Linked DNA regions of Homo sapiens: regions 2 and 3 are each linked to region 1. Evidence: read pairs that join two places in POLR2A ChIA-PET (ENCODE). Cell type or tissue: B cell. All regions are shown on one strand. Links, peaks and the distances in the headings refer to the core of each region. The heading gives the core; the rest is flanking DNA. Region 1 overlaps ARID1B (AT-rich interaction domain 1B). Region 2 overlaps ARID1B (AT-rich interaction domain 1B). Region 3 overlaps ARID1B (AT-rich interaction domain 1B).

What was found. ChIA-PET counts read pairs that join two places held together with the same protein. Peaks named below come from ENCODE experiments on the same cell type or tissue, not always from the same donor. Only the 100,000 strongest peaks of a DNase experiment are listed, where the experiment ranks them.
Region 2: POLR2A ChIA-PET joins it to region 1 with 5 read pairs; 2 of 35 experiments call an interaction of 5 or more read pairs at or near these places.
Region 3: POLR2A ChIA-PET joins it to region 1 with 8 read pairs; 8 of 35 experiments call an interaction of 5 or more read pairs at or near these places.

Annotation. Positions count from the first base shown.
Region 1 is chr6:156,864,576-156,869,383 of GRCh38, forward strand. The region is part of intron 2 of ARID1B (AT-rich interaction domain 1B); the gene reads left to right. Among named protein-coding and RNA genes, the nearest start is that of MIR4466, 87 kb to the left of the region's middle. In B cell, for the core only: no CTCF peak of the experiment used is centred there; no DNase peak of the experiment used is centred there; H3K27ac peaks cover 3,028 bases.
Region 2 is chr6:157,036,923-157,041,730 of GRCh38, forward strand. All of the region lies in intron 4 of ARID1B (AT-rich interaction domain 1B), which reads left to right. Among named protein-coding and RNA genes, the nearest start is that of MIR4466, 260 kb to the left of the region's middle. In B cell, for the core only: no CTCF peak of the experiment used is centred there; no DNase peak of the experiment used is centred there.
Region 3 is chr6:156,810,519-156,815,326 of GRCh38, forward strand. The region is part of intron 1 of ARID1B (AT-rich interaction domain 1B); the gene reads left to right. Among named protein-coding and RNA genes, the nearest start is that of MIR4466, 33 kb to the left of the region's middle. In B cell, for the core only: no CTCF peak of the experiment used is centred there; no DNase peak of the experiment used is centred there; H3K27ac peaks cover 766 bases.

The DNA of each region.
Region 1 (4,808 bases), core at 312-4,311:
TGCCCGCCTTAGCCCATGCCCACGTCCCCAGAGGCGTCCACTTTCAACCCTTGTAGCTGCTCTTTGAGGATACCTTCATGTCTAGAATCACATTCTTACATTGCTCCTTGAAGTTTTAGGCTTTGTCTGTTGCTGTCCCCGCTGGAAGATGATGATTTAGTACTCCCTTCTCACTTGGCCCTCACCACAAGCATGACCCTTTATCCTCTCTCATCCTCCTAGTGTAGACTTGCCGGAATTGTGGTTTGATCAGTCTGGTATTTACATTATGAAGGGTGGGGAAACACTATTCAGAAATGAGCCATGTCATAAACTGTTGTTTTCCTTTTCTACACAGCTCTTTGTTTTTCGTAAATAATTTTTTTTAAATTTTCTATATAAACTTACCATGCACTCCCCTTTAGAATCTCAATCGGTTATAACTGTCTGTCTCTCCTTGTAAGATGTTTAGATCCATCAGTTATGTCATCAGTTTTATCTTCTAGAGGACTTCCTATCCTAGAGATTTCTGGCTTGCTCCAGTCTCTCTGGATTCACTTTCTGCTGATGTTCAACTATTACCCTGGGATTTTCCTTTACTTGGAGTTTCCCTTCACTTTCTTGTGTTGGATCTTTGGTTTCCTGGATTCTGTGTCTTTCTTGTTTTGGTGGAGCCAATCCTTCAGTAGCTTTCTTAAGAATGGTTCAAGAGACCAAATTTTTAAGATCTCACATGTCTGAAAATGTCTTTAAAATAAAAGACATTTTACCCTCATGCATGACTTATAGATTGAGAATGGAATTCTGGAAATCACTTTCCTTCACAATTCTGAAGCACTTGCTCAACTGTCTTAACCACCAGTCTTGCTGTTGTGAAGTTTGAAGCCATTCTTGCTTCTTGTTTCCTAATCCTTTGCATGTGACTCTCTTCCCTCAGCCCCTAATGTTGTAGGACCTTCTTTTGGTCTTTAGTTTTGTCTCAGTCCATTTTAGTTCATTTCCCCACGTACTCTGGCTCAATTATGGAAAAGCTCTTAAGTTTTTTTTATCTCCCTGTTCTCCTTCATTTTTACTCTTCTCTCTTTCTAGAACTCATCATCTCATACTAGACTTTTAACTTTATCTCTTCTTCTATTTTTCATGTCTTTTCCTTTTTGTTCCATTTTCTAGAAAAGTTTTTCATTTCAATTATATTTCTAATTTCCAGGAGCTCTTTCTGTTCCTCTAAGACTGCTTCCCTCCTTCCCTCCTTCCCTCCACCTTCCTCCTTTTTCCTTTTCTTAATTCTTTTTTGTTTTGTTGTAAAAGACTCCTGTTCTTATTTGAGGGTAGATTATTTTTTCTTACCTCTTTGAGATACTGATTGTACTCTGTTTTGCATAGTTTCCTTGTCGTCTAACTTGCCCTTTTCTGTTTGTTTTGGTCCCTATTTTTATGTTAAAGTCTTTCCCCAAGTAATTATTGGTTGCCTGGCCAGTTGTTCATCATAAGAACTACTGTGGGGACCTTGGTGGGCTCCTTAGGGAAATCTGGGACATTCCCACTCCCATCCTGGCTGTATTTAGACCTTTCTTATTGGTCCAGCCTCAGGTTTACCACAGAAAGAGGTCTGTTGGCAAGGTTGATTGTGCTGGGGGATTCTGTGGATACTGCTGTGGTACTTCTGCAGCAGTGGTTCTGAGGAGCCCCTCTTTTGCTCTTCTACGAGGAGGAAATCTCTGGGCATCTGCCAGGGTGAAGGAGGAGCTGTGCTTAGTGGGAGAGTGAGTGCTTCTTAGTCACCCCATCTACCGCCACACTATACTCGGAGGTGTCTGCTGCCACCAATCGCCGAGCCTTTGGATGGTTCTGCCTTGTCAGCTGGGTGTCGGACTTAACCTTTCCAGGTTGGGTAAGTTAGTTACTATTTGTCCATCTGTTTCTAGCTTCCAAAATTTTTGGCTGTTTTTGTTCCTCTTCTTGTGGGTTTGTTTTATAAAAATAAACAAAAAGCAGGCAAGCAAAAAGCAAACAGTACTGCCATTTTTATTACTAGATGTGAGTGCTGAATCTGCTGTCTTTATCCAGAGTCTCTTTAGGTTAAAAATATGTGAGTCATAAAATGAAAACAGTTTGGTTTCGTTTACATTTGTGGGTCTGACTGCTGTTGTGTGCTACTTTATAAATACCTTTGTAATTTATGTTAATATGTTCATGGCTGTGGGTTACTGTCTGTCTAATACATAAACAGAATTGTCACAGACATTAAAATGTAATTAACAGCTACAAGAACTGTCTACACGAGTTCTTTTGAATGGTTTATACTACTTGGAAACGTTGAAAAACTCAGTTGATTTTGCAAGCATCATGGAAGTTACTTCGTTTAAGTGTGATTTAGTGCATTTTATTTTCTGTACAGACATAGGAAAGTTACTTGTGACCACAGTTTTTCCCTGTACATGAATAGCTCCCTTTAACATGGCCTGGCACAGTGCTGGCTTATTATAATGCTATTTGTGTATTTTCCTTGGAGTCTTCTGTGACCTGTCTTTCAGCCATCCATTGCATACTCTGACAGACGGTTTTCATCTTTGACAACCAACAAGAGGTGTACACATGACATATCTGGACCTACTAAAGGGTAGCAAAGAAAATCATATTGCTGGATGTTAAAATCAAAGTTTTAAAGTGGCTTGAGGCTCCTCCATGGAAAAGATGGTGCAAACACCATAGGCAGTTAGGTACTGGCGGCAGTCCTGTGCTGGGAGCCCTGGCCAGAGCTGTGTGGATGGCAGCAATAAGAACCCTCACTGCTGAGGACATAGGAAGAGCCAGGCTGAGTGCCGGAATCCATTTCCTTGGGCATAAACTGAGCTGGGAGAAAGGGATGTTTCCTCCCACAAATAATGTGAGAGGCATGATAAGTACACTGTTTCCTGTGGAAAGCTGACCTAGTGATTGTATTTTATTGGGATATTTGATCCTTTATTTGAATGTTTTTAAAAGTATCTGGGTGGTGTCATTATTAGGAATACCACCTGATTAATTTTTTTTTTCATTTGGTTACATTTGAACGGTATGTGAATGTACTATTTTGAAGTTTTAAAATAACTTTGAAGATACTTTTGGTTTCCTTTAGGCCTGCTTTTCAGGTTAAGAATAAGACAGAGAATATACTTCTGGTGTGACTTTTAAAAAATGTCATTTTACCTTAGAAGTGGTCCGACAGATCTCAAGCTGCTCTTCACATGCCCTGCCCTTTAAATCTCAGGCTGTTCATTGGAGTTCAAAATACAGCTCCTCTACCGATCAAATAAGCTTTCTTTAAAAAGGCAGGTGGAGAAAGCAAATGTTTGTTTCAGAAATAATTTTAATGTCCGAAACGAGTTGCTGTATTCACGTCAGTTATGCACCTTGTCATTGAGCATGGCTGCTGCAGTTCCAAACTGTCCCAGTGCCTTCCTGTCCCTAGCGCTCTTCCTCACAGTGGGGATTGATGGATGGGTCATTTCCATCCTACCTTTCTATGAGGAAAGCCTTGTAGCAGGCTGCCAGGTGAATGCTTGCCTCAGTACCGAGCTGTGCACAAACGTCTGATTCATTATTTTGGATCAGTTTTCCACGTGGTCTTTATTTTGTATTTGTTGAACTATTTAGGTAAAGTGTGAATTATAAAAGAAGCTCAATCATTCTTCTTCCTCCCTGGAAAGAGAATTGAGGAATTGGTGTTTCCTTGGTTGTCATCACTGATATATGTGGGTGCTTCTATTGTATTGTTATCACATGAGGATAAATATTAAGGATTTAAACCTCCTGTGATAAAGAAATGGCTTTAGAAGACAGAAATGCTGAAAGGGTTTATCTTAGTCTGTTCAGGCTGCTATAACAAAAATACCATAAACTGGGTGGCTTATAAAAAGCAGAAATGTATTTCTCACAGTTTTTGAGGCTGGAAGTTTGGGATCAAGATGCTTGGCAGATTGAGTGTCTGGCGAGGGCCTGTTTCCTGGTTCCGGGACTGTGCCATTGGGCTGTGTCCTCCTATGGTGGAAGGGGGTGGCCAGCTGACTGTTCTTCCTAAGGGCTTCAGTACCATTCATGAGGGCTGTGCCCTCATGACCTAGTCACCTCCCGAAGGCCCCACCTTTTAATGCCATCACCTGGAGGGTTTAGATTTCAACATATGAATTTTGGAGGGACACAAATGTTCAGACCATAGCAGATTTAAGACAATACAAAACAAAACAATAGGTATTCTTGTGAAACTACTTAGAACTGTTTTAAATGTTTTTTAGAAATAGGATTTAGAGACAATTTTTGTCAATTTTTAATAACACTTAACGGTACTTTGTTTTGCTAATGTGAAAGAAGAATTCAGCAAGATCATTACAATATAAAAGAAGTGACAGACCAAGTACGAATAGGGTTTATTTGGGTATGTAATTTTAAGTGAGTGAAGGAAGAGGCATTTGATGATTTGTAAAACATTTCTGATTTAAAAAAAAATGAATTTGTTTTTTTTGCCTCTAAAGCGTTAAATTTTCTTGGTCATCAGTTGAAACTTTTGATTTCATTTTAATTGCTATATTGTATGTGCATTGTCTGTATATTTCTTCAAAGGAATTTAAAGATTTGGAAGTCTGTTACCAAGTGTGTGTCAGAAGAGGCCAAATTTTCAGATTTAATACTTTTAGCTGTTTTTTCTAATGACACTTCTTTCGAAGACGAGATTAACAAATTTTTTTTGTCTCTCTGTCATAGGTCATCGTGTTTTTTGGTATAGTTCATTCATCTTCTGTTGCCTCAACATCTGGCCATAAAAGCGAATAATGAATGGTTTTTTGAATTTG
Region 2 (4,808 bases), core at 399-4,398, 170 kb after region 1:
CCTAGGTGGATTTGAAGGTTCAACAGAGGGGACTTATTTTTTTTTTAATCATAATCAAAACACTGAGGTTTAAAAATCTTCACAAGTTTAAGATTTCTCTTATTGTGATTAAGATTAGACTGTGGTAGTATTTTCATTACCTTCTTTGTTGTGTAGAAAGAAACAATACAGGAAAACAAGAGTTTCGTTTAGCAGTAATTGACTTTTAAATTTCAATTCGGCATAGCACAAGATTTGCTTAAATTTTGCCCCAGTTTGGGGCTACTGAAATGTAAGATGTTATCAGAGTGCTGTATTTAGTTCATAGCTCCAGTGTTATTCATTGATTTATTAAACGTCCCCGCTTCAGACAGAACCCCTACCGTCCAGTTACAACCGGATTGAAAACCCAGCTCCTTCCCGTGAGGACCTCATGACCAGCTGACAGATCTAAGCCTATAAGCAGATAAATCATCCCACAGGGTAGCTGTATCCATGCAAGAAACATGCCAGAGGCTGCGAGTCGGGTGGAGTGGAGAATGGGAAGGCTTTCTAGGAGGTGGATCCCTGGGCTGAGTTTTGAGGGCTTAGGTTATACTGAGGCAAGAAAGGAGGGCAGGAGAAATGAGAGCTATTTTCGGGTAGAACAGCCACCATGAAAAATATCTGAGGAAGCTAAAAGTAGTTAAGTTTCTGTCTGTGTGGCAAGATCTGAGACTGGAGAGGTTAAAGATAACTTTCTCCTATAAAAAATGGTAAGCTATTAAAAGATTTTAAGCCAGGTAGTGGTCAGATTTGCAATTTAGACAGATGACTTTGGCCACTTTTTGGAGGACGGATTAACCAGAGACCAGTCAAAAGCAGTTGAATAGACCCAGTAAAAGTGAACACAGGCCTGAGCTGGCATAGTAGAAGCAGTGTCAGAGGGCAGAGGACTGGCAACCGCAGTGTGCAGGGTCTGGTGCCTGCTGGGGTATGCAGAGTAGGAAAAGAGGAGCTCAAGATGAGTCCAGGGACAATATGGTGTCACCCTGAGATAGAGAACACAAGAGGAAGAATTACAGATTTTTAAAAATTATAATCTTCCAGACCTGAATTGTCGATCAAATTACTTGCCTTTTGTACATATTTCCTGATAATTTTTAAATTTGTTAAATTTTGAGTAAATTGGGAGGCATTTGCCTTTTGTACATATTTGGTGATAATTTTTAAATTTGTTAAATTTTGAGTAAATTAGGAGACACTTATTAGAGAACTCTGATTTCATTTTCATATAGAGGTGTAGAAGTATAGGGTAGGTGCCATCAGTTACTTCGGAAGTCAGTTTGGGAGGATAGGAAGGTTGGTAGAAACTATTACAGAACACCAGGTATTGGTGATGACCCTCACGTGACTCCTCCATGTGCTACATCTTTGGCTTGAAACCAAGTTGGATTATTTATATATACATATATATATTTTACCATTTTTTTATCCTATATGCTTGACATTTCAAAAGCACAGTCTACCAGTTGTACAGTAATGACAGGTAAGATGACACTGTAATGCTACCAAAAGCAAAGTTTCTGAGGTTACAAATGTAGCACAATTTTACATTCATAAATATATGAAGAAAATTAAATTAATACTTTATAAATACTTGATACAACTCAAGTTTATAACCCTAATAAATTTTTTATGTTTCTGTATCTGCCAAAAATTACTAAAAGAAATTATTCTAAATAGAACCTAATTCAGTATTATTTACAGTATTTAACATATGGTTGTCTTGTGAATTTTTCATTTTTTATTTAATGCCCAGCATACATGTGGAATATTCATTGCATTTTTAATAGACCTGTAGGGTCAGTTCTTAGGAGCTCATTTTCATAATCCTTCATACTTACTGAGTATGCAGCAACGTTATAGAAGATTAGTGTAGCCAGCAGCTCTCATAGTCTGCCCTGCTGTGTGAAGCTTCCGTGTTTGTTCTGTGGCCAACCTAACAGGTTCCTTTTGTAGCCTTAACTTTTTTTTTTTTGAGACTGGGTCTCACTCTGTTGCCCAGGCTGGAGTGCAGCGGCGCGATCATGGCTCATTGCAGCCTCAACGTCCCAGGCTCAAGCGATGCTCCCGCCAGCCATGTGCCACCATGCCTGGCTAATTTTTTATAAAAATGCAGGTCTAACTATGTTGCCCAGGCTGGTCTTGAACTCCTCGCCTCAAGTGATCCCTGGTCTTGGCCTCCCAAAGAGTAGTGTTGGCATTACAGGCGTTAGCCACTGCTCCTGACCTCATAGCCTTAAATTTAATAAGTTGAAACAACAGTGAAAATTTTTTTCAACAATCCAGTGACTTTCACAGTAATAGATGCTTTTAGCTTTTGCTGATCTATACTGAAGTGTTTATACATATAATTAAAAATGGGAAATTTGACATTTCTTTTTTTTTTTTTTTTTTTGAGACGGAGTCTCGCTCTGTCGCCCAGGCCGGACTGCGGACTGCAGTGGCGCAATCTCGGCTCACTGCAAGCTCCGCTTCCCGGGTTCACGCCATTCTCCTGCCTCAGCCTCCCGAGTAGCTGGGACTACAGGCGCCCGCCACCGCGCCCGGCTAATTTTTTGTATTTTTAGTAGAGACGGGGTTTCACCTTGTTACCCAGGATGGGACATTTCTTTTTACTGCTTCATTATCTGGAAGTCGGCAAGTATATTTTTGAATTCCAAAAGCTACCTACCTTCCTTCCTTCCTTCCTTCCTTCCTTCTTTCCTTCCTTCCTTCCTTCCTTCCTTCCTTCCTTCCTTCCTTCCTTCCTTCTTTCTTTCCTTTCTTTCCTTCCTTTCTTTCTTTCCCTCCCTCCCTCCCTTCCTTCCTTCCTACCTTCCTACCTACCTACCTTCCTTCCTTCCTTCCTTCTTTCTTTCTCTTTCTTTCTTTTTCTCTCTTTCTCTCTTTCTTTCTCTCTCTTTCTCTCTCTTTCTCTCTCTTTCTCTTTCTTTTCTCTTCCTTCCTTCCTTCCTTCCTTCCTTCCTTCCTTCTTTCTTTTCTTTCTTTCTTTCTTTTTTCTGTCTTCTTTTTTTTTCTTTCCAAGACGGAGTCTCGCTTTGTCGCCAGGCTAGAGTTCAGTGGTGCGATTTCAGCTCACTGCAACCTCTGCCTTCCAGGTTCAAGCAATTCTCCTGCCTCAGCCTCCTGAGTAGCTGGGACTACAGGCGCGTGCCACTAATTTTTGAATTCTTAGTAGAGACGGGGTTTCACCATGTTGGCCAGGATGGTCTCGATCTCTTGACCTTGTGATCTGCCCGCCTCGGCCTCCCAAAGTGCTGGGATTACAGGCGCAAGCCACTGTGCTCGGCCAGAATTACCTTATTTCATAAAGGTCTAGGTATTCAGCGTTAGGTTTTTAAACGCATTCACAATTGGTGTTTCTTCCTGTTTTTGTAAGCACTGGGAAAGGTAACTCAAGTGTCTAAGTCACTGTGGTAACACATGGCACCCTCTTGGCAAATGCACAGAACATTTCTGAGCCTGCTGGAGTGTGTGTCCTGTGTATGTCGCCGCTCCTTTTAGTGATGATCTTTAATGATCCTTTATCTTTCTGTACTTTTTTTCCTACTAATTCTTTATACTTGTATGCTTTGCCTTCTCTTAAGCGAAATTAAATTTACAAGCTTAATATTGACTTAGCACAAATTTGTCAGTCTTACTGGAAAATGAGTTAAATACACTGGGACCCAGAAATGAAAACAACTTATTTTTGTATGTACATGTGGCGAAACTACAACCCAGGGAAACAAGTGTGCAGTCTCGCAAAACTATCATGACTAGCAAGGTTGATCTGAGAGTAACTTTTTACTCTAGTCAAATGGCAAATATCTATGTTCTACTTCTTACATCTTAATTTTGCACAAATAGAGATTCATTGTTTTGTTAGGCTTATCTCATTTAAAGGTAACTTAGAATTTGAAATGCTGAAGCTGTTTCACAGTATAGTAGACAATAAGCACTTCCGCTGTTTTCCCGTGGTTTTAGTTTTTTCCTCTGAATTTAAGTAACTTTTATTTTCTTGAGTTTGTTTCTATACAGGTCTAATTAAGATAATTATTTTTAAATTATATCTACTTATAAACAAGAATTTGAGGTGAATAGAAGAGGTGCTTCAAAATAAAAAATGGGTGAATATATGCCTTTGTTAGTAAAGTTCTGAAACTGTAGACCACTATTCTTATTTTCAGCTTTGATCATGATTTGAATATATTATAAAGTTTATAATTCTATAGAAAAATAAATCAGAAGTCCCAGCAGCCACCAACATGGGTTGGTTCTTTTTATAGGATAACCGTGCCTTGTATATCATTAATGAACTAACTAAAGCTGCTGTTGATAATGGGATGATAAATCAGCTAAACATTTATATGTGTACATATGTGATTACATTACTAAACATAGGGAAAAGACTGAAACATTGACTTGTTGTTTATGGATTCTACATATAGTAGTATAGAAAATTATAGTAAGGGGTGTAAACAAGAAAGGGGTATGTAATTAGCCCTGGGTCATTAAAAAACATGTAAACATAACTTAATAAACTTCTTAATAAATTTCTTAAGAAATCTTACTAATCTAATAAGTTACTTCAAAATTTCATGACTGTGAATGTTCTTCATCTTCTGATTAGGTGGCTAAGTCCAGAATTAGAAAAAAGCACGTTTTTATTTAATCCACTCTCATATGAGACGTGGACACTGTTGTTATCCCCAGTGTTAGGTAAGGAAACAGGAACTCAGAGTCTAGAACTTGCTCAAGTTCACGCAACCAATCAGTAACAGAACTGGGATTTGCACCAGCAG
Region 3 (4,808 bases), core at 332-4,331, 54 kb before region 1:
ACAGCCTCTGGTGTCCAGAAGACACATAAACAGACAATGGCAACCAAACCTTCTAAATTTTAGAACACAGGTTTCCTCAGGGGTCTCTGATCTCTTGATCATTTTCATTTTGCCTGGTGGTTTCAAGACAAACTTGATATAGAAGGTGATCCTTGAGTCAAGGCCTGAAAGATGAGGAATCAGCCCCCAATAACTTCTGGAATCGTGTGTCTTCAGGCTTCTGGAGAATGTGAGAGCACCAACACCAATATTTTGCACAGCAGCAGGTCTTATGTGGGAGGGGCAAGAGTGAGGAAGAGCTATATGAAATGTGTATTATTTGTATTAGCTTGTGGATTAGTTTGCTGTTGCTGCATAACACATTGAGTGGCTTAAAAGAACACACATCGATTATGTCAGTTTCTGGAGGTTAGGAGTCCAGGCATGGCTTAGCTGCCATACTCTGCTTGGGGTCGTAGAGGCTGTAATCCAGGTGTCAGCCGGGCTGCATTCTCATCTAGAGGCTTGACTGGGGAAGGCCGCCTCAGACTGTTGGCAGAATTTATTTCCTGGTGGCTGTAGAATTCATATCTGCCTGCTTCTTCAATGCCACCAGCAGAGAGAGAATCTGTAACTTCTGGGAAGGCCTGGACCCTCTTTTAAAGGGCTCACCAGATTATGTCAAGCCCATCCAGGCCACTGTTTTAACTTAATGTCATGTGATTAAGGAGGGGCTTTAATTATATCGGCAAAGTCTCTTCCTTTGCTATATTTTCTTAGTTAGATGCCAGTCACAGGTCTTACCCGTACTCAAGAGGAGAGGATTACACAGAAGTGTGGATACGAGGGGCATAAATCCCATGGATTTATTTTAGAATTCTGCCAACTACAGGTTGTGTGTTATAATTCATAAAAATAGCAGTGGTTTCTGTTGGTCTGTTTATGCTGCCATGACAAAATGCCAGACAGAATTTCTCCCTCTCAGTTCTGGAGGCTGGCAGTCCGAGATCAAGGTGCTGGCAAGGTAGTTTTCATTCTGAGGCCTCTTCCCTGGGCTTTTAGGTAGCTGCCACCTCTCTGTGTGCCCACATGGTCTTTCTGAGCATGTGCAGGGGGAGAGAGAGGATGCAAGAGCCTGTGCATGCCTGTACCAGAAGCCTGGTCTCTCTTCTTATAAGGACAGCAGTCCTGTCAGATTAGAACCCATGCTCATGGCCTCTTTTAACCTTCATTACCTCTTCATAGACGCTAGTCCCAAATACAATCACATTGGACATTAGGGTTTTGATGTAGGAATTTTGGTGGGGGACACAATTCATTCTGTAGCAGGCTAAGAAAGTCTTCTAGTTACATTCTGCTTATCTCAAGGGATATCAGTTGGGGTATATATATAGATGCCTTCCCCAAAAAGCATCATGACCCTTATATTATAATATGACCTTGGGCAAATTACCTACTCTAGGAGATGATTTCCTTCAACTAAAATAGTGGTTGGCAACATTAACTACTTTGCAGGATTTTTGTTCGCATTGGTTGTGCTGTGTGTAAATCACCTATAGTGTGCCGAGGGCACAGGAGGTGCTCATTAAATGTTGTCTGTTGTTGCTGTATTTGTGCCTTGATATTTCTGCATCTCTCTCTCTCTCTTATTTGAAACAGGGTCTTCCTTTGTCGCTCAGGCTGGTGTGTGGTGGCATGATCACAGCTCATTGCAGCCTCAACCTCCCAGGCTCAAGTGATCCTCTGTCCTCAGCCTCATGAGTAGCTGGGACTACAGGCATGTGCCACCACACCTGGCTAATTTTTGTATTTTTTGGTTTTGCTATGTTGCCCAGGCTGATTTCTTTTTTTAATTATTATCTACCTTAAATGAAGAATTCCCCATGAATCCTTCCATTTCTTCAAGAAAGAAGTGGTTACTCTCCCCTGAACTCATAGGACAGTGGCATTTATAAGCCTCTGTCCTATAGTATTTATAAGCTTATTTTTGCAGTGTATTATTTGTATACATCTTTTGTTTCTTCTGTTTCTTAAAGTCAAGGACCTTCTTATACCTCTGCTTATCTTTTTCATAGTGCCTTGTACATTAATATTTTTTCAGTTTAAACAATGTTGAATGAACAAATAAATGAATGGGCATGGCCTCTGAGGTAATGTGTTTCCTCTTTCATCTAAATCTTTGTTTCTCAATCCTTTCTAACTCATGCCTTCTTTTGAAAATGTAAGTTTCCTTACACCCCTTCCACCTTTCAGTATCTCCTCCCAAAAGACCAGGCCCGCAGCCCCCATCTCCCTTGATGGGACAAGCTCGACTTTTCCTACAGATCCTCAACAGTTGAGATTATTTTATCAAGCTCCACTTTCATGTGGTATGTTATAAAAAAAAAAAAAAAAGCTTTCCTCCTTTCTTTTCCAAATAGAAAATTATAATCCTGGGTGTGTGTGTGTGTGTGTGTGTGTGTGTGTGTGTGTGTGTGTGTATGTATATACATACGTATGTATATACATATATATACACATACGTATGTATATACATATATATATACACATACGTATGTATATACATATATATATACACACATACGTATGTATATACATACATATATATATATTTTTTTTTTTTTTGAGACGGAGTCTCGCACTGTTGCCAGGCTGGAGTGCAGTGACACCATCTTGGCTCACTGCAACCTCTGCCACCCAGGTTGAAGCAATTCTCCTGACTCAGCCTCCCGAGTAGCTACAACTGTAGGCGCATGCTGCCACGCCCTGCTAATTTTTTTTTTTTTTTTGTATTTTAGTAGAGATGGGGCTTCACCATGTTGCCCAGGCTGGTCTCGAACTCCTGAGCTAGGCAATCTGCCTGCCTTGGCCTCCCAAAGTGCTAGGATTACAGGCGCGAGCCATTGCGCTCAGGCTATCCTGGGTGTGTATTTTAACCGGACCCTCCTTGTAACCCTCGTTCTTATTTATGTAGCATTCATTCATTTTCACCCTTGAGAATTACTGCTCTAAACAATTTCTGATATACTGTAGAATCCTGTTACAGGAAGTAGTGAAGTTAGAATTAAGTGTTCAGGTGCGGTGTTGTGTCTCCACTACCTTTGCACATGTGTAAGAGAATATTCTGTCTTCCCTTTATATGATTCTTTTTAAATGACAGGGTTAAACTGATATGCATTTGAATTTGTCGAACCCTGTTCTCCAAAATGATTCCAGTTTGTGTCACTTAAGGAGTGACCCTAGACATATATTAGGCTTTCATAAGACCTTTCTCTCCAGAGCTTACAGCGCTTTGCAGACATTACCTTATCAATACTTAGGGCATCCTTGTGAGCCAAGCAAGAACTGGGAGCTGTTGCTGTTTTTTTTGCAGTGGAATAGCACGAGAAGTTCAGGAGGGGCCTGCCCTCCAGACCCCATCTCAAGGATGTGTGCGCTGGTCAGACCCTGCCTTCATGCTCCCGCGCTGTGGATTCTTCACGGTAGCCTGCACCACGAGAGTGGGTACAGTGTGCCAGCAAACAAAATGCCTTTGGTCACAAGATAATAGAGTAAATTTACAAGGTGATGTTTATTTTTAAAGGAATACGTAAGAATCAAAATTCCATGTACTGAAAGGAATGTAAAATATTAATACATCTGGAGTGGTGGCTCACGTCTGTAATTCCAGCACTTTGGGAGGCTGAGGTAGGAGGATCACTTGAGCCCAGTAGTTCCAGACCAACCTGGGCAACATGGCAAGACCCCGTCTCTACAAAAAATACAACAAAACTTAGCTGGGCATGGTGGCACGCGCCTATGGTCCTAGCTACTATGGGGGCTGAGGTGGGAGGATCACTTGAGCCGGGTAAGCCATGATTGCCACCGCACTACAGTCTGGGTGACAGAGTGAGAGGCCCTGTCTCAAAAACAAAAGCACCAATGTAAAGTACATCTGGTCTCCACAGGGGACTTCTTTTAAGTTCAAGGTGTCTTATTTAAAAGAGGCTGTGTTTGGAATTGGATTGCAGCAAATGGGGGTTGTTTTAAGCCTGCCCGCCTCTATATTCTGGAAGTTATATTATGCCTTTGAAAACAAATTGGCTTGGCGTGGTCAATCCTGCTTTTAGTTAATGTTGAGGATGTGGGAAATGCAACCATGAGCTTGCGGGAGAGATGGGGTCCCAAGATTTAGGGACCTGTGTAGAATTGGGCATCTTTCTGAGAAGGCAGATTGATGGTAAAGAAAAGTAGAATCTTTGGCTAGTTTGATGTTTATGTGGGTGCACTTGAAATAGGATGTTGTAGGCAATGCCGTCTCACTTTTGGGAGGATAATACTCAATAACTATTAAAAATCCCCTTTCATCCCTTGTTCTGTACTCCTCATTTTTTTTTTAATACAACAAATGCTTTTTAGCCTAATCTCCGTTAATTGTGATGACAGGTTTTTAGGTGAAGACCCATCAATTATCAATAGACTATTAAATATTAAATAGTGAGCAAGAAATTCAATATAAAAGTGTGTATGTAACAATAATATTCAAATATTGTTGAAAGACTGCGTGCTTACGTGTTTTGAGTATACCTAAAGTGGATATACTTTGTGTCTCCATTGTAAATTCCTAAAATTTCTGGTCATGGCTTTTTTATTAGAAAGTCTAAGAAAAGAAGAGTATGGGAAATTGAAATGGCTGGCAGTAGACAAGTAGCATGCCACTGTAAGATAGTGCTCTTTTTATCTTGATATAGACATATCCAGACATGTGTATATTTTGTAACGTAGGGTAAAATTTTCTACTGTTGAGTTTGTCCATATACATTCTAGTTATTATTTTAAGATAGTAAAGA